Linked DNA regions of Mus musculus: region 2 is linked to region 1. Evidence: chromatin loops called from intact Hi-C (ENCODE). Cell type or tissue: left cerebral cortex. All regions are shown on one strand. Each heading gives the region's core, and the rest is flanking DNA. Links, peaks and the distances in the headings are about the cores only.

Region 1 (9,894 bases), core at 1,013-9,012:
GCAGACCAAAAATAATGAGTTTTAGTGAATTCTTGCTACAAATTATGATATTTCTTACATTTTATTCACACATATGGAGAATAAATATGAATGTGTTCCTGTCTATGTCTAAGTTTGTGTGCAGATGTACATTCAGAAGTGTAACTATGCTGTGAAAACCAGAACTTATCATTAAATAACTTCTTCTGTCACTCTCCACTTTATTTGTTTGAGATAGGTTCTGTCAGTAAACCTGTAGGTCACTGACTTAGCTATTTACTCCTACTTCTATGTCCCCAGCACTGATTATAAGGACAGTCTTCAATAAGCAGTTTTTTTATATAGATTCAAAAGATTAAAATTCAGGTTGTTATGTTTGTATGGCACTTTACCAACTTAACTGTATTAACAGCCCTGTGATAATTTATTAAATAAATGGCAAATAAAATAAATATTTGTTATGTGTGATAGCTTTTGATATAATCAAAAGAAATATGAAGTGCACTGTGGAGATGGCTGTTGAATAGCACTTTTTCCTACAGAGAACATCGATTCAATTCCTAGCACCTACATGGTGGCTCAGTCTATACCACCTGCTTTAGGATATCTAGTGTACCATCTTTTGAGTGAGATGATAGAAAACATGTATTTCTTTCTGTGCAAAGTATCTAAGCTTTGAATTAAAATTATTACACATTGTATGGATTAAACTAACAGTGGTTCAGTGTCATGAAGATTATTGAAACCTAAGGAGAGATGTGCCTGAAAGAGGAGATAAACTTAAATATCAACCAAAAAACAAAGCTACATACAAGTAGTATTTAACATAATTATCAAGATAACCTCCTATATTACCATTCACCAAGCTCATATAATATGTATGAGAAGAATGTGAAATGGAAACAAAATCATTTCCAATAACTCAGGGGCTCTAAATACAAGTAAGCAAACTGTGACATGGTACTTTACATTTTTAATAAAGAACAACATCATATCATATTAATATATCTGCCTGCTGAGGACAGTATCAATACATTAATATTAGAAATTAGTAAGGTATTTTTTCTTGGAACTTTTCTGTGAATACTCTTTTGAAAGTTGTTAATAAGTGTTCCATGGGATCTATTATATATAGAACTCTGTTAAAACTTACAAAATATATTGAAGTCAACATTCTTAAAAAACTATAAGAAAGCTTCATGAAACCTAATACTTCCCAAGCTTTGTTGAAAGATATGATACTATTTTGAAGAAACGTAAATCAAACAGTCTCTTCTTACTTAGATTAGTAATTTGGATGTTGGGGAAGGAAAAGAAAGGTGATGGCCATGGATCTCTTTTTATCATAACCCAATGTGGCTGTGAGTGGTGGCTGAAATACCTCTGTTGTGGATGGTATATATATATATATTACCTAAATTTCTTCCTTAAGATATTGTGCATTTTTATCCTGGACTCTTTTACTGAGACTATCTCAGACAGGGGGAGCTGTATATTTCTACATCTTTGGTCGTTCATATTCTTCTAAAAATTCTCCAAAGGGCATGAAGCTAAGACACAATTGATTTCCCTGTATTCTTCCAAATACTTCTCTTAAAAATCTCTTTTGACTCTTTTGGTACAGATAATACCACTGTGACACATACATTTAAAAACATCTGGACTAATAGAGGATGCTAATTTCTATGTCTTATAGTTCAAGAAGTTTAGTAAGAACTCTCAAATACTTATCCATTTTACACTAATATCATGGCACCAAATAGGTATAGTAAGATTTCAGGACTGCACTGAAGCAGAAGATATAGAAGAGGTTTGGGGTTCTCTTTCCTCAATTTTTAAATCATTCTAAACATTTTTATACATGTATATATGAATTGTAATCCTTTTCATTCTTTTTTATCCTGGATCGTCATCATATTCCTCCTTTCGAAACCTTTCTAGTTTTTGTTGTTGTTATTGGTGGTGGTGGTGGTAGTGAATTTTGGTTTGTTTGGTTTTTTTACTAGGTATTTTTTTTTTAATGACACAGTTCCTCTGTGTAATAACTCTGAAAGTCTTGGAACTCACTTTGTAGTCAAGGATGGCCTCGAACTCACAGAGATCCACCTGCCTCTGCCTCTTGAGTGCTGTGATTACAGGAATGAACATTACTGCCTGGCATGATACATTTCATTTTTTCATAACAAATCTCCATCATACTTTTATTGTTTAAGAATGTGTGTGTTTGTGTTTACATGTGTGTGTATGTGTGTGTGTTTGTGTTTACGTGTGTATATATCCCACTGAGCTTAGTTCGAGTAAAGTGGCTTGCAAAAGTATGTGTGGTAGGCTCATTATTGGCACATGGACAAGTTTTTCAGTGGCTCTACTACTGGAGGATGCAACACATTCTCACTGGACACTATCACTTATCAACATTCCATGGGGGTGGTGGGGATATGACATTGTTACCTCTTCTGCCTTCCATGATGAAATATTGACAGATCCAATCTTGCACAGCTCTTACCAAGGAAACCTATGAGTGTATTATTTCGAGCATAGCCAGAAAAAATAAAATAAAATAAAATACTGTTTGCCAACACTCTTTTCCAACCACTAGTTCTTACATACTTTCTGTCCCATTTTCTGAGATGTTTTTTAACCCCTCAGAGAGAGGAATTATATAGATATCTCCCCAAGCAATACGGGCTATTGCCATTTCTCCTGTTTAGAACTTCATGGTAACTCGTTGTTGCAAAAAGAAAAAGAAAAAGAAAAAGAAAAAGAAAAAAAACAGACATATTTTGTAACAAGAAACAAATAAATCAAGCTATATCACAGCTAAAATGGATAGCTTCCATACAGCATGAAGTTGATACACAAGCATCTGGGGGAAATAAGTCATTAATTATCTTAGCCTACTAGGAACCCTTTGCACTACAATAAACTTGGCCTGGCAAGATATGCTTAATGGTGCAACAGTGGCTTTTGATTTTTACAGGAATAATACTAGATTTGAATTATGGAAATTTGCAGAATCCAAGGTATTTGTAAGGAATAGAATGGGAAAATGGGGGGTGATAGTGCATGGGAAAATTGCTATTTCATGTATATATTTCTCAGAACCACGTCATTGGTGAAAATTGTTATTCTATATTGAAGTCTTTCTATAACAAATGAGAACATTAGCTTGGATTATGTTTATTTTGCTACACCCCTCATCTATTATGAATGATAGCTTTGTATTGTAGATAACTATATCTAAACTCATTTTCATTTTTCATTGTGATCATCAAAATATTAGGATACCAATTATCCTATTCTAGGGATATAGTAAAATGTACACCATTTTATGAATCATAAAAATTAAAATGAAAATAAAAAAATTCATTTGCCATTGAGTAGATGAGTAAACTTTTTTTTCCATTTTTTATTAGGTATTTAGCTCATTTACATTTCCAATGCTATACCAAAAGTCCCCCATACCCACCCACCCCCACTCCCCTACCCGCCCACTCCCCCTTTTTGGCCCTGGCGTTCCCCTGTACTGGGGCATATAAAGTTTGCGTGTCCAATGGGCCTCTCTTTCCAGTGATGGCCGACTAGGCCATCTTTTGATACATATGCAGCTAGAGTCAAGAGCTCCGGGGTACTGGTTAGTTCATAATGTTGATCCACCTATAGGGTTGCAGATCCCTTTAGCTCCTTGGGTACTTTCTCTAGCTCCTCCATTGGGAGCCCTGTGATCCATCCATTAGCTGACTGTGAGCATCCACTTCTGTGTTTGCTAGGCCCCAGCATAGTCTCACAAGAGACAGCTACATCTGGGTCCTTTCGATAAAATCTTGCTAGTGTATGCAATGGTGTCAGCGTTTGGATGCTGATTATGGGGTGGATACCTGGATATGGCAGTCTTTACATGGTCCATCCTTTCATCTCAGCTCCAAACTTTGTCTCTGTAACTCCTTCCAAGGGTGTTTTGTTCCCACTTCTAAGGAGGGGCATAAAAACTTTCTTAACTTATAACATACACTGTAAATGCAATAATTATGTGAATATTAAAGTGGCACACACAATCTAGTACTGATGGCACTGTAGTTACTAAGAAGATTTTAGCTGCTTTTTGTCTCTTTTGCTACATTTTCAGTTTGTTTTCCTAATTTATTTATACTGGAATTCAGAGTGCCCTTGACAGAGAACTTGAAAAAGCTTAGAGTTTAATATGTAACATTTTTAGCATCCTTAAAATTATTCCTTTTTATCATTCACTCTGCATTTTGAAATCCATGTTGTATCAATAGAACCACAAAGTTTGATTCTGCTTATAGTGATATTTAAAGACATATTTTAATCAAGGCTTGATGATCAGGAAAACTGGAAGAGATTTCATAATGATATGAAGAATGAACAAATTAAATGAAGTCACTGTTCATTACATTTAAAATACTTATTGCTCATTGAATCTTGAATACTAGTGCCTGTTAAAATATTATAAACATAATATAAAAATATTAACCCAAATGGTGCTGATAACAGTCTAACATTACATCAGAAAAAAAAAAAAAAAAGAGATCCAATATGGAAGAATTCAAGTGACCATCTAGACCTGTAAAATAATCTCTTGCTTGTTCAAAGTTTGTATGTCAACAGAGCTGGAAGATTGAGTTAAATTACTTGCAAGTAGCCTTTCAAATTTTATATTCTACTTTTGGGTCTAATAATTGCAAGGAATACATTATTACTTTATTCTGTGATTTAATCACTGCATACTATATTTCAATACAAAAAATCAATCAGTAGTATAAAACACTAAATAAAACAGAGAAAAAATAGTTACTGGTGTCTAAAAGAGATGCATGGAGTCACCTATGTTTCTTTCTCCAATAATTTTGTGGATGACCGGATTTGGATTTCCCATTGCTTCAAGGTTAAGTCAAATATTTTCAATTAAATACTCTAACATATTTGAACACAGTCTCTTACTCCCCCATCAGGACATTGTCTGCCACTGTGCTGTTTGCAGACTACTTTCAGTGCACAATTTCAATTTCGAGCTTCTATAAATTATAAGACTTGGAAGTAAAGTGGCTTAATGCCCCAAAATTTTCTGTTACTAATTTCAAATCCAAAACCAAACAGAAACATGTTTATTTTTAATATAAATATCAAACGTAAAAATATTTGTATATTACAAAATTCATTTAAATTTTCAGGAAGCAAATAAATTAACTGAGGGTCAAAAGCTGTCTTACACAGGAAGAAAGCTTGGTTGGGATACAATGGCACACATGGAGAGAAGAAACTTTAATAGTGATGCTCATTCTTATGTGTTATACTTACAAAATGGAAAACATGGTGTATAGACAACTTACCTGGGTGACTAATTTGTAAGAAATTGCAAATGTGCATACCTGGGTCTTTTGTTTGCTCAGCAGGTACCAATAATTACTTCACTAGTTCTGAATAGGTCAGATTCCAGTGTAGATGTTATGATATTCACAAAACTGAAAGTGTTACAACCGTTTCAATGCTTCTTCACCAAGCCCATCCCCTTAGCCCAGAGAGATCACAATCAATAGAAAGAGTGTTTAGAAATGCATAAATATGCAGACTGTGTACAGAGAAAATAAGTCATTTTCTAGGTAAGGCAAATCTCGATTATCTTGTTCATCTAAACTGAGGAAAATAAAATATTCTTCCGAGAGAGAGAGACAGAGACAGGCAGAGACAGACAGAGACAGAGAAGGAGAGAGAGGAAGGGAGAATAACTGTTAAAAATCTGTTTTTTGGGTGTGTTGGCAATGATAAATTCCACATGTATCAATGGATGGTATCACACCCATTTACATATGAACAACATTAACTAGATTCAGTGAACTAATCTAATTAATTAATAATTTTAAAAAGGGGAATTAATTTGTGATGGAGATGTGATAAGATGCATCCTAGAGGGAGTTGGAAAGGGCAGTGGGGTGTGGATATGATCAAAATATATTGCATACATTCGTGAAATTTTCAAAGAATATGGGATGGACAAAGTTCAAATTTGCTCTTGGGAAGTAGGTAAAAGATCTTATCTTATAAACGAGATAACCTGATTTCGATCCTAGGAACCAACAAGAAGGTGAAAGGAGAGTTGACTCCACAAATTTTCTCTCTATCCTAAAAACTTGTGCTGTGCACTGCATGTGTGAAATCACATTCATGCACACTATCATAATAAAATAATGTTTGAACTTTAAGTAGTTTCAAATATTAAAAAATACTATAGTCCCCTGTGGATAATAACAATTACAGTCCCTCAACAAAAGAATGGATACAGAAAATGTGGTTCATTTGCTCAATGGACTACTACTCAGCTATTAAAATCCGGGCATCATGAAATTCTTAGTTAAATGGATGGAACTAGAAAAATATAATCCTGAGTGTGGTAACTCAGACACAAAAGAACACACATGGTATGCATTCACTAAGTGGATATTAGCCATAAAGTACAGAATACCTAGGATACAAGTCACAGACCTAAAGAAATGTAACAAGCAGAAAGGCCCAAGTAAGGATGCCTCAATCCACTTAGAAGTGGGGAAGGAAACAATTGAAGGAGGCAGAAGGAGAGAGAGAGAGAGAGAGAGAGAGAGAGAGAGAGAGAGAGAGAGAGAGAGAGAGAGAGACTGGAATGTAAATAAATAAAATAATAGTATGTTGGGAGCCGCGCCCACATTCGCCGTTACAAGATGGCGCTGACAGCTGTGTTCTAAGTGGTAAACAAATAATCTGCGCATATGCCGAGGGTGGTTCTCTACTCCATGTGCTCTGCCTTCCCCGTGACGTCAACTCGGCCGATGGGCTGCAGCCAATCAGGGAGTGACACGTCCTAGGCGAAGGAGAATTCTCCTTAATAGGGACGGGGTTTCGTTTTCTCTCTCTCTTGCTTCTTACACTCTTGCTCCTGAAGATGTAAGCAATAAAGTTTTGCCGCAGAAGATTCTGGTCTGTTGTGTTCTTCCTGGCCGGGCGAGAGAACGCGTCTAATAACAATTGGTGCCGAATTCCGGGACGAGAAAAAACTCGGGACTGGCGCAAGGAAGATCCCTCATTCCAGAACCAGAACTGCGGGTCGCGGTAATAAAGGTTCCCGTAAAGCAGACTGTTAAGAAGGATTCAACTGTATGAATTCAGAACTTTTCAGCTGGGGAACGAGAGTACCAGTGAGTACAGCTTTACGAGGTAAGTCTGATCTTGAACTTTCTAAGGAAATTCAAGACAGTCTATCAGAAGTAAAGTGGAATATGTTTGGCCTTGAATTTTTTCTGGTGTTAGGAGCCCTTCTGTTCCTTTTCACATGTTATCAAGTGATTAAGATAGGGCTGATTCTAGAGGAAATTCAGGACAAGCTATCAGAAGTAAAGTGGGGAGAGAGAGTAGGAACAAAGAGGAAATATGGTACACAAAATAAGTATACAGGCCTTTCCAAGGGTCTTGAACCCGAGGAAAAGTTAAGGTTAGGTAGGAATACCTGGAGAGAGATTAGAAGAAAAAGAGGAAAAAGGGAAAAGAAGAAAGATCAATTAGCGGAGGTCTCTAGGAAAAGGAGCCTGTGCTCATCGCTGGATGGGCTCGGGGAGCCAGCTCTTAGTAGCTCTGAAGCAGATGAAGAATTCTCCTCTGAAGAAACAGACTGGGAGGAAGAAGCAGCTCATTATGAGAAAAAAGGGTACCAGCCAGGTAAAGTGCTAGCTAATCAGTTAAGGAAGCCAAAAGCGGCTGGCGAAGGCCAGTTTGCTGATTGGCCTCAGGGCAGTCGGCTTCAAGGTCCGCCCTATGCGGAGTCCCCGCCCTGCGTAGTGCGTCAGCCCTGCGCAGAGAGGCAGTGCGCAGACTCATTCATTCCCAGAGAGGAACAAAGGAAAATACAACAGGCATTTCCGGTCTTTGAAGGAGCCGAGGGTGGGCGTGTCCACGCTCCGGTAGAATACTTACAAATTAAAGAAATTGCCGAGTCGGTCCGTAAATACGGAACCAATGCTAATTTTACCTTGGTGCAGTTAGACAGGCTTGCCGGCATGGCACTAACTCCTGCCGACTGGCAAACGGTTGTAAAAGCCGCTCTCCCTAGTATGGGCAAATATATGGAATGGAGAGCTCTTTGGCATGAAGCTGCACAAGCGCAGGCCCGAGCAAACGCAGCTGCTTTGACTCCAGAGCAGAGAGATTGGACTTTTGACTTGTTAACGGGTCAGGGAGCTTATTCTGCTGATCAGACAAACTACCATTGGGGAGCTTATGCCCAGATTTCTTCCACGGCTATTAGGGCCTGGAAGGCGCTCTCTCGAGCAGGTGAAACCACTGGTCAATTAACAAAAGTTGTCCAGGGACCTCAGGAATCCTTCTCAGATTTTGTGGCCAGAATGACAGAGGCAGCAGAGCGTATTTTTGGAGATTCAGAGCAAGCCGCGCCTCTGGTAGAACAGCTAATCTATGAGCAAGCCACAAAGGAGTGCCGAGCGGCCATAGCCCCAAGAAAGAACAAAGGCTTACAAGACTGGCTCAGGGTCTGTCGAGAGCTTGGGGGACCTCTCACCAATGCAGGCTTAGCGGCCGCCATCCTCCAATCTCAGAACCGCTCCATGAGCAGAAATGATCAGAGGACATGTTTTAATTGCGGAAAGCCTGGGCATTTTAAGAAAGATTGCAGAGCTCCAGATAAACAGGGAGGGACTCTCACTCTTTGCTCTAAGTGTGGCAAGGGTTATCATAGAGCTGACCAGTGTCGCTCTGTGAGGGATATAAAGGGCAGAGTCCTTCCCCCACCTGATAGTCAATCAACTGATGTGCCAAAAAACGGGTCATCGGGCCCTCGGTCCCAGGGCCCTCAAAGATATGGGAACCGGTTTGTCAGGACCCAGGAAGCAGTCAGAGAGGCGACCCAGGAAGACCCACAAGGGTGGACCTGCGTGCCGCCTCCGACTTCCTATTAATGCCTCAAATGAGTATTCAGCCGGTGCCGGTGGAGCCTATACCATCCTTGCCCCCGGGAACCATGGGCCTTATTCTCGGCCGGGGTTCACTCACCTTGCAGGGCTTAGTAGTCCACCCTGGAGTTATGGATTGTCAACATTCCCCTGAAATACAGGTCCTGTGCTCAAGCCCTAAAGGCGTTTTTTCTATTAGTAAAGGAGATAGGATAGCTCAGCTGCTGCTCCTCCCTGATAATACCAGGGAAAAATCTGCAGGACCTGAGATAAAGAAAATGGGCTCCTCAGGAAATGATTCTGCCTATTTGGTTGTATCTTTAAATGATAGACCTAAGCTCCGCCTTAAGATTAATGGAAAAGAGTTTGAAGGCATCCTTGATACCGGAGCAGATAAAAGTATAATCTCTACACATTGGTGGCCCAAAGCATGGCCCACCACAGAGTCATCTCATTCATTACAGGGCCTAGGTTATCAATCATGTCCCACTATAAGCTCCATTGCCTTGACGTGGGAATCCTCTGAAGGGCAGCAAGGGAAATTCATACCTTATGTGCTCCCACTCCCGGTTAACCTCTGGGGAAGGGATATTATGCAGCATTTGGGCCTTATTTTGTCCAATGAAAACGCCCCATCGGGAGGGTATTCAGCTAAAGCAAAAAATATCATGGCAAAGATGGGTTATAAAGAAGGAAAAGGGTTAGGACATCAAGAACAGGGAAGGATAGAGCCCATCTCACCTAATGGAAACCAAGACAGACAGGGTCTGGGTTTTCCATAGCGGCCATTGGGGCAGCACGACCCATACCATGGAAAACAGGGGACCCAGTGTGGGTTCCTCAATGGCACCTATCCTCTGAAAAACTAGAAGCTGTGATTCAACTGGTAGAGGAACAATTAAAACTAGGCCATATTGAACCCTCTACCTCACCTTGGAATACTCCAATTTTTGTAATTAAGAAA
Region 2 (9,894 bases), core at 538-8,537, 1.4 Mb before region 1:
CAAGATTATCTTCATTTGTTACATGATTTTACATTCAAGATGTACAACAATATGAACACTAAATTTGCAACCATACACATCAATTATGTCTGGCACAATTGTATATAGGTAATTCCATGAATATTTATCAGATAATTGTATGCCTAGGTCAGAATATGGTATGTAATTTTTAAAAGGTTAAAACAGACCAAACATGCCAATTTCACTGTGTTGGGAAAAACCACATCAAGAAGGAAAACAAAACTTATATACAGTTCTCTTTCATGTACTCTGTTTAAAATCTGCTGGCACCTTCAGTTTTGACTATTTAAATACAGCTTCCTCCATCACAGCTGGTTGCCTGTGAATGAGAAATATTTAAATACACTGCTAAATTTTCTAAATGTAATTTTAGCAATTCTACATTATACATCTGCATATGAAATTTCATGTAAATCATAATAAAGCATAGTAGTAATATGTTCCTTACTTTGCTAATTGCTTTATTAGCTAATTTCTATTAAAACAGATTGCCAGAATACCTAATATGATTTCCTAACTGCTGCTTAGTACTTAAGACTAAAATTACTAGCACTGGTAATTCACTGAAAGATTTTTAAATGTTCTTCTCATAGCAATGATAATTATAAATGAGTTAAAGTTAGATTGTTGGATGTTCATATATTCATACCTTAGATCCAGGCAAGCTCTCTGACTCTTTCATTTGCCCTTCACACAGGGTTCACATATAGGCTCATAGAAAATGTTCTTCACTTGTAACAAATGTACAACTTTAGTGAAGATTATTGACAACGAGAAAGTCTATGCAAATGTGCTAAGGACATTTGAGGGCTATGATTAAATGATAAAGATGGAGAAATATGAAACCTATTAAAAGGAGACATGAGAAAGAGTAAAGCCTAGAGCAGGAGGAAAATAAAGGGCCCACACAATTTATGAGAAAAATGTTTTTAATATTTAAGTTCCTTGATAAGTTACTTATGGTGACATTTTCTTAAGGTAAGGTCTCACTGTATAGTCTTGGAATTAACTACATATACCATGTTGGCATTGAACTCTGAAAGATCTAAATGCCTCTGCCTCCTGAGTGCTGAAGTTTCAGATATGGTGAAAACTCTGGTGTATGTGGTGCCTAAGATAATTAAGGAATTTTTCAGAAAAGTACTGAGTTATATGGTATAGATAAAAGAGACCATGTTAGTTTTCTTTATCCTATTGGGAAATATGAGAGTTTGGATGGATTGTATACATTTCTATAAAAGGCACTGTAGTTAACTATGGCTCTTTTCTTGCAAATGCTAAATAAAGTTATAATGTCTGTGTATATGTCCATATGTGTATATGTGTGTATTCACTTGTATATATTATGATAACTTGTGAAGTCATTTAGGCAAAAATCTATACATACATATTATGCTGTCTTTAAGGCATACATATAAATATGTTTATAAAAATATGTGTTGTAACATTTACCACATATTTTCATATCACATATCTTCAAAACATTCAACATTACTTTGAAATGTGATTTTTCACATACTAAAATTGCTGTGGCAATGTTCTTTGTACATGCACCATACCAGTGTCCTATCATTCAAAGTTATCCTTTGAATTTCTGTACAGTGGTATACGAACAGATTTTGTGGTTATATTGACCAGAATACTAATATTAGACATATAACTTTACCATTTTGAGTTCAAAGGCTTTGCATAGGAAATTAGATAACAATAGTGTCTCTACCATAAGCTTATTATGATTTTTTGTAAAAGTCATAATTGTCAATTGTCCAATCCATCATATTTTTCAATTCACTATAGTTTTTTTGCATCCTGTCACCATAAAAATATTTGTATCTGAAAGAGTTCCATAGTCAAGTACATCAATTATTTTACTATTTATTACAATTGTTATTAAAATTATTTTACCATATATTTATATTCTTCTATATTATTTTTATTACAAATGTATAAAAGTATATTTATATTCCTAAAACCTGATGAAGTTCTCAGCTATTGTTAGTGAGTATATTATCTACCAGTTAGTGATTTTTATCATGTGATTTTAGGTATTATAACTTTATTTATATTTGTAAACATATTATCTAGTCAAAATGAAAATCTCTTCATTAAGCTTTTTCAGCAGAACAAAACAAACAGGAAGTATCAAATAACATTTGCAGATGCTATGCTTTCGTTGTCATTTACACTACTCAATAATTGGTCTAAGCTACAAAATAACCAACTTTCTAAATCCCTTAAATACATTTGGAAATTTTTCCCTCATCACACTTTTAGACATTTATTGTTAAATGGAACAGAAACATGCTTCAAGTTAATCTTCGAATGCTACTGTAAGCAGGTATTTCTATACTTCACTAAGCATTGGCAAATGAAGTTTTCTCAATGAATCTGACAATATATTTGAATGGTCTCTGTTATGTTGTACAATGACTCCCTGTGTCACAATACTTTGTGAGGCTTACTTTGTGAAATTGTTACTGAGCAAATTCCTGAATTCCCAGTACCAGGGATAGGCTGAAAATTTATAATTCCTATGAAGGAAGTATTTACCAGCTAGTGGTTAGTTAGTGAGCAAAAGGATACTCACTGTGATGGTTTGTATATGCTTAGCCCAAGGAATGATACTATTAGAGGGCATGGCCCTGTTGGATAAGGTTCACATGATCTTGTTGGAAAGGTGTGTCCCTGTAGGCACGAGCTTTGTTCTAGTGTCTGGAAACAAGTATTCTGCTAGCAGCCTTCAGATGCAGGTGCTGAACTCTCAGTTCCTCCTGCACCATGCCTGCCTGGATGCTGCCATGCTCTTGCCTTGATGATAATGAACTGAACGTCTGAACCTGCAAGCCAGGCCCAATTAAATATTGTCCTTACAAGAGTTGCCTTGGTCATGGTGTCTGTTCACAGCAGTAAAACCCTAATGATGACACTTACTCATTAGACTCATAGCAGGAAATGAATGTGTTTAGTCTAAGTAGGAAAAAAAAAACAGCTAGGACCATGATTTCATGGTATTAGGTATAAAAGAATTCCATGACTAAAAAATGGCTGATACAGTAGGACTTTGAGTAGACTCAAGATGAGGGGTATTATATATCATTGTGAAATGTGAACTGCAGGATAAATTGTTTTTATGGATTAAAAGAAGTAGTATTACTATGTAATGTATTTTAGCAAATTTTCTTTGCTAAAACATAGCAAGATGTTAAGAAGAAAACTAGTGCTACAAATCAAAACTCAGATTTTTATTTCTGGAAGTTTTCTCAGCCCATTAAAGAAACAAGCAAAATCTAAAATTAACATAGAATTTAAGAGAAGTCTCTCTTGGTAAAACAGTCTTAAGGAAAACATTTGAGGTTATATACTTCATAGTTTCCAATTTCAAAACATATTACAAATTTATAGAAACCAAAACTATATAGTACATTTAATAAGAAAAGAAAAGAATTGACCCTGTGCATACACATGTATATGTTTAAAGGTCTTCTATAACCTTGACAGATTATCCAATGGGAAAATAGCATGTTTTAGTTACCTTTTTCAACTTGAGACAGCCTAGAGTTATCTGAGAGAAGAGCTCTGATTAAATAATTTTATTTATCAAGTTGGTCTATGGATTTATATGTGAAGGAGTATCTTCATTGTTAATTAAGTGGAAGGGCTCAGTGCACCATTGGCATACCATCCCTAAGAAGGCTGCATAAGAAATCTAGCTAAGCATAATCTAAGAGCAGCCAGGAAGCTGCATCACTCCTTGTTTCCTGCAACCAAACTCCTACCTTTAAATTCTGCCTTGACTTTTCCAAATAATGGGTTATGATTTGGAAGTGGATGTAAAATAAACCCTCCCAAGTTACTTTTGTTCAGTGTGCCTCTTGAACAATAAAATAAAACTAGAAAAGGTAATAATCTGAACAGTGGATCTGATAAAGAAGTTTTTGGATGGTTTATACAACATCAACATTAACTCAACATGAGTTAAATATGTAAATATTTATAAATGTATAAATATACACAGACTTCCAGCAAAATATTTGGAAGAAAAATTTCCCCAAATTCCCAATGTTTTATGTCTTGTCTGAAGGAAAAGAATCAATTTTCCTCCACTGTCTAGGTGTCTGTTACAGCTAAAAACAAACTAGGTGTTTGGTACAGCTGCATGAACATCATTTTGCTCCTGCATAGTAATATGGTTCTGTGATAACACTAAGAAGTTTCAAAATACAAGTAAATTCTGTAAAGCGATTTACAATTTCTAACATGGGGTCTTTTTTTTTTATTTGACCTTGCTGCCATTGAGCGTCAATTTCTGAATACTTAAGATGCACACTGGAGTGCATTTGTTTTAAAATGTATATCTGTAATGGATTAGATATCAGTTCAGTGAAATGACTGGAAATATTTGATTTCCAGAAAGTATTTTCAAACTCTGTTATGTTGTATACTTCTTCTTACCAGCAGATGGCATCTCTTTTACTTCTAAAATATACAAAGAAGATGGATAGTAAAGTGTGTCCTAAGGAAATATAACTCTCATTTTACATATTCAGTACAATGATAGGGAAAATAAATTTGTCAGTGAGTTCAGTCAATGAAATTCTGCATGCTAATCAATTTTATACCTCTGAATATGTCACTTGAACTTGGAAATTTAGGGTAGAACAGTGCAGATCCATAAGTTGAATAACTGATTGAAAACACTTGGCATAATTATTTCAATTCTCACTTCCATTACTTATGGCAAAAATCTCATTAATGAGCTAGTTTCATTCTATAATTAATTTTCTAATATATAACTATGATATCAAGAATTAATCTAACTACTATCATTTAGGTATCATTCCAATAAAGATAAAGTCAGATTTTCCTTACATAAAACCCAAATTACAACTATTTAGAAAACTTTGAAGGTAATAATTCATTTTATTTCAAAATCTAAACTATAAAAAGATTCACACCAATATTTTCATAATGTATTTAAGTTTTGTCTGACTTTAGTATTATAATGGGAATAAATATCTAATCAGGTGAATATTAAATTATAGTGTTACTCTGGGACTTCAGAGGAGTAGCTACTCCAAGTCCCTCCCACTGCGACCACATCTTCTTTCCACCAGATAAACATGATTTAGTAAGAAAAATTAAGACTGTGTGCAAACCTTCAGAAAATTACTGGACTTTTTTCCACTGGATTGTTTTAGTTCCCTTGTCAAAGATCAAGTGACCATAGGTATGTGGGTTAATTTCTGGGTCTTGAATTCTATTCTATTGGTTTACTTGTCTGTCGCTGTACCAGTACCATGCAGTTTTTATCACAATTGCTCTGTAGTATACCTTTAGGTCAGGCATGGTTATTCCACCAGAGGTCCTTTTATTGTTGAGAATAGTTTTTGCTATCTTAGGTTTTATGTTATTCCAGATAAATTTACACATTGCCCTTTCTAACTCGGTGAAGAATTGAGTTGGAATTTTGATGGGAATTGCGTTGAATCTGTAGTTTGCTTTCGGCAAGATAGCCATTTTTACTATATTGATCCGGCCAATCCATGAGCACGGGGGATCTTTCCATCTTCTATGAACTTCTTCAATTTTATTCTTCAGAGAGTTGAAGTTCTTATCATACAGACCTTTCACTTCCTTAGTTAGAGTCACACCAAGGAATTTCATACTATTTATAACTATTGTGAAGGGTGTTGTTTCCCTAATTTCTTTCTCAGACTGTTTATCCTTTGTGTAGAGAGAAGGCACTGATTTGTTTGAGTTAATTTTATATACAGCTAATTCACTGAAGATGTTTATCAGGTTTAAGAGTCCTCTGGTGGAATTTTTAGGGTCACTTATATATACTATCATATCATATGCAAATATTGATATTTTGACTTCTTCCTTTCCAATTTGTGTCCCCTTGATCTCCATTTGTTGTCTAATTGCTCTGGCTAGGACTTCAAGTACTATATTGAATAGGTAGGGAGAAAGTGGGCAGCCTTGTCTAGTCTCTGATTTTAGTGCGATTGCTTAAAGTTTCTCTCCATTTAGTTTGATGATGGCTACTGTTTTGCTGTATATTGCTTTTATTATGTTTAGGTATAAGCCTTGAATTCCTGATCTTTTGAAGACTCTTATTATGAATGGGTGTTGGATTTTGTCAAATACTTTCTCAGCATCTGACGAGATGATCATATCCTTTTTGTCTTTGAGTTTGTTTGTATAGTGGATCACTTTGATGGATTTCTATATATTAAATCATCCTTGCATCCTTGGGATGAAGCCTACTTGATCATGATGAATGATCGTTTTGATGTGTTCTTGGACTCGGTTTGAGGGAATTTTACTGAGTATTTTTGCATCGATATTCATCAAGGAAATTGGTCTGAAGTTCTTTCTTTGTTGGGTCTTTGTGTAGTTTAGGTATCAGAGTAATTGTGGCTTCATAGAATGATTTGGGTAGAGTACCTTCTTTTTCTATTTTGTGGAATGGTTGAGGAGAGTTGGAATTAGGTCTTCTTTGAAGGTCTGATAGAACTCTGCACTAAACCCATCTCGTCCTGGGCTTTTTTTGTTTGTTTGTTTGTTTGTTTGTTTGTTTGTTTGTTTGAGAGACTATTAATCACTGCTTCTATTTCTTTAGGGGATATGGGGCTGTTTAGATCATTAATCTTATCTTGATGTAACTTTGGTACATTGCATTTGTCTTGAAAATGATATGTGAAAATGATAGGCTTGCCTTTATATGTTACTTGACCTTTTTCCCTTACTGCTTATAATATTCTCTCTTTATTTAGTGTATTTGTTGTTCTGATTATTATGTGGTGGGAGGAATTTCTCTTCTGTCCCAATCTATTTGGAGTTCTATAGGCTTCATGTATGTTCATGGGCATCTTCTTTAGATTAGGGAAGTTTTGTTCTATAATTTTGCTGAAGATATTTACTGGCCCTTTAATTTGAAAATCTTCATTCTCATCTACTCCTATTATCCTTAGGTTTGGTTTCTCACTGTGTCCTGGATTTCCTGAATGTTTTGAGCTAGGATCTTTTTGCATTTTGTCTTTCCTTTTATTGTTGTGTCCATGTTTCTATGGAATCTTCTGCACCTATCTTCCATCTCTTGTATTCTGTTGCTGGTGCTCTCAGTTATTGTAAGGAGCAGGTGTGGCCGTGACCCCAAGATGGCACCCGGGACTGCTGCCAAGTCTTATGACTGGCACCTGACTTCCTCATATCCCTCAAGATAGCCATATACCTTGAGCTGCATTGCACAGATGCACCATGATGTAAGATCGGATGATGTGATGAATGTAGTCCTGAGCCAATAAACTGTGCCTAAGTGGACTGGGGTGATGGGGAGTAGCCGTGAGGGGATAAAGGGGGATGGCCAAGAGAGGTCGGGGCATTTTTTTTCTTTTTCCTGCACATTGTTAAGTTCCTGAATAAATTGCCTTGAGAAGGACATCAGTTTTGTTACTTCTTTTCTGCTGGTTGGAGATGGTAGCGACAAGTTATGGTTCCTGATTTCTTTCCTATGGTTTCTATCTCCAGAGTTGTCTCCCTTTGTGATTTCTTTATTGTTTCTACTTCCATTTTTTGATCCTGGATGGTTTTGTCAAATTCTTTCACCTGTTTCATAGTATTTTCCTGTAACTCTTTACAGGACTTTTGTGTTCCCTCTTTAAGGGCTTCTAGCTGTTTACCTTTACTTCTTTAAGGGAGTTATTTATTTCCTTCTTAAAGTCCTCCATCATCATCATGAGATCCATATCTTGCTTTTCTGGTGAGATGGTGTATCCAGGACTTGCTATTGTGGGAGAGTTTGGTTCTGATGATGCCAAGTAACCTTGGTTTCTGTTGTTTCTGTTCTTATGCTTGACTCCTGCCATCTGATTATCTCAAGTGCTTCCTGCCCTCAATATATCTGATTGGAGCCTATCCCTCCTATAATCTAGGTTGATTCAGGACTTCTGCTGTCACAGACCTGTCACAATTGGTTTGGAACCAATGTTGTGTTCTATTAACCAGTGATCCTAAGATCACATGGAGAGTCCTCTGTGGACTATGGGACTGTCCGCTGAGTTTGTGCTAAGGTGACCTGGAGCTGGCGCAGACAAGTGGGGTCTTGAGCCCCTGGTTTTCTGCTTCTCTGCTGCTGGCACATGCCTGGGGCAATAAATTTGGAACTGATGTGTGTTCCACTCACTAGTGATCCTAAGGTCACGTGGAGAGTCCTCTGGGGACCGAGGGACCATCTGCCAAGTTTGTGCCCAAGGTGACCCAGAGCTGGCACCGACTGGAATGGCCAGAAATAATTTTTTAAAAAATACTTTCATTGTTTATGAAGAAAAGGGGCCAGTTTACAGAAAGTCAGAATTCAATTTCCAGCACCCACAAAGCACTTTACTACATATCCAAAGTATATGTCGCCTTCTAGTGACAGCGATAGGGACTGCATGTACTTGGTACACATACATGCAGGCAAAACACTAATTTCACATAAATAAAAGTGAATAATATGTTTCATAAAATACATACATAAAATTAGCCATCATAAGATCTGTCTAGGTTACCAAGGACAGGATTACCCTTCTACCCAAAAATATCTTTATACTATCTTCATGTTATGCCATTCGCATGGAACCCCATGGTAAGAGCAACACCCTGAAATTGATATAATATTAAATAACTAAAAAATGATATTTCTGCATAACTGAACATATAGAATGAGGTAGTACTGCTTTGTGAATCTGCTGTCTCTTATTTTCTTAACTCACTTCCCAGAACTAAACTACTTGTTGCTCTTATGTATGCTTGATAAAATTATATATGAAATATTGGCTATTGTCAACATCAGAGTAGGCATACAAGACAAAGGTTGGTTCATTACATGAACAAGTTACTGAAATGAATCCCCATACTTGTAAGAGATGCAACCTTGTCATGTATGTCATTTGTAAGAGATCTTTAAGGAAAAATGAATCACAGGATATGTGTGGTGGTTTGAATATACTTGGTTCAAAAAGTGGCAGTATTAGGAGGTGTGGCCTTGTTGGAGTGGATGTGACCTTTTTCGAGGAAGTGTATCATTATTGGGGTGGGAAAAGAGAGCCTCCTCCTATTTGTCTGTAATATAGTCTGCTTCCTGCCTTCCTTTCAATGAAGATATAGAACTCTCAGTTACTCCAGCACCATGACTGTTGACACACTGCCATGTTTCCTGCAATGATGATAATGGAATAAACCTCAGAAAGTTTAAGACAGCCCTAATTAAATGTTTTCTTTATAAGAGTTGCCTTGGTCATGGTCTTTTCACAGCAATGGAAAGTATAGCAAAGACTAATATGTATTTTCTCACATGTTGGTACTCTGTATTCTATTTCTCCTATGGTGTGAATGCTTGGTGTTATACATGACCATTTAATAGGGCTACTTGAGACTATTTTTCTGTCTTATAAAACACTGACATTTTAAACATAAATGCAAGCAAGCCAATCAATATGTAGAGAATATGCAATGACATTTGAGAAGTATCTGAGCAGATGTTTAGTATTTGTTGTTTGATAAAGGGGTTTTCATTTGATCCAAGGTAATTTAGAGACCAAGGATTCAAAGAAAATTCCTGTAGTTAGTTAATGAGTGTAAGTAACCACCTAGTCCCTTCCTTCAGCTTTGTGGGTTTATTCTTTTCTGCATTTTTCACAATTCACATGATATTTTGAGCATGAAGTTTCTCTGTGAAAAGAAAAAGCTCTAAAAATAAAGTCAAAGGGTTTAAGAGGAGGCTTAGCAGTTAAAATCACTTCTTCCTCTTCCAGAGGCTGTGGGCTCAGTTCTTACAGTCTACATGGTGCCTGACATCCATTTGTAAGTTGAGTTACAGGGGATCCA

Evidence for each region. A loop is a pair of places that touch in the nucleus more often than their neighbours do. Peaks named below come from ENCODE experiments on the same cell type or tissue, not always from the same donor. Only the 100,000 strongest peaks of a DNase experiment are listed, where the experiment ranks them.
Region 2: a loop joins it to region 1, with 9 times the contacts of the local background. A loop is called at or near these places in 5 of 42 quality-filtered maps.

The regions. Positions count from the first base shown.
Region 1 is chrX:65,700,268-65,710,161 of GRCm38, forward strand. Gm52432 reads left to right here and starts at 7,128. Exons shown (of 1, transcript XM_030251541.1): 1 at 7,128-8,936. The coding sequence starts at 7,128. The coding sequence ends at 8,936. In left cerebral cortex, for the core only: a CTCF peak has its summit at 4,969; a DNase peak (open chromatin) is centred at 4,941.
Region 2 is chrX:64,292,898-64,302,791 of GRCm38, forward strand. No RefSeq gene overlaps it. Among named protein-coding and RNA genes, the nearest start is that of Slitrk4, 21 kb to the left of the region's middle. In left cerebral cortex, for the core only: a CTCF peak has its summit at 4,473 (motif pointing right); no DNase peak of the experiment used is centred there.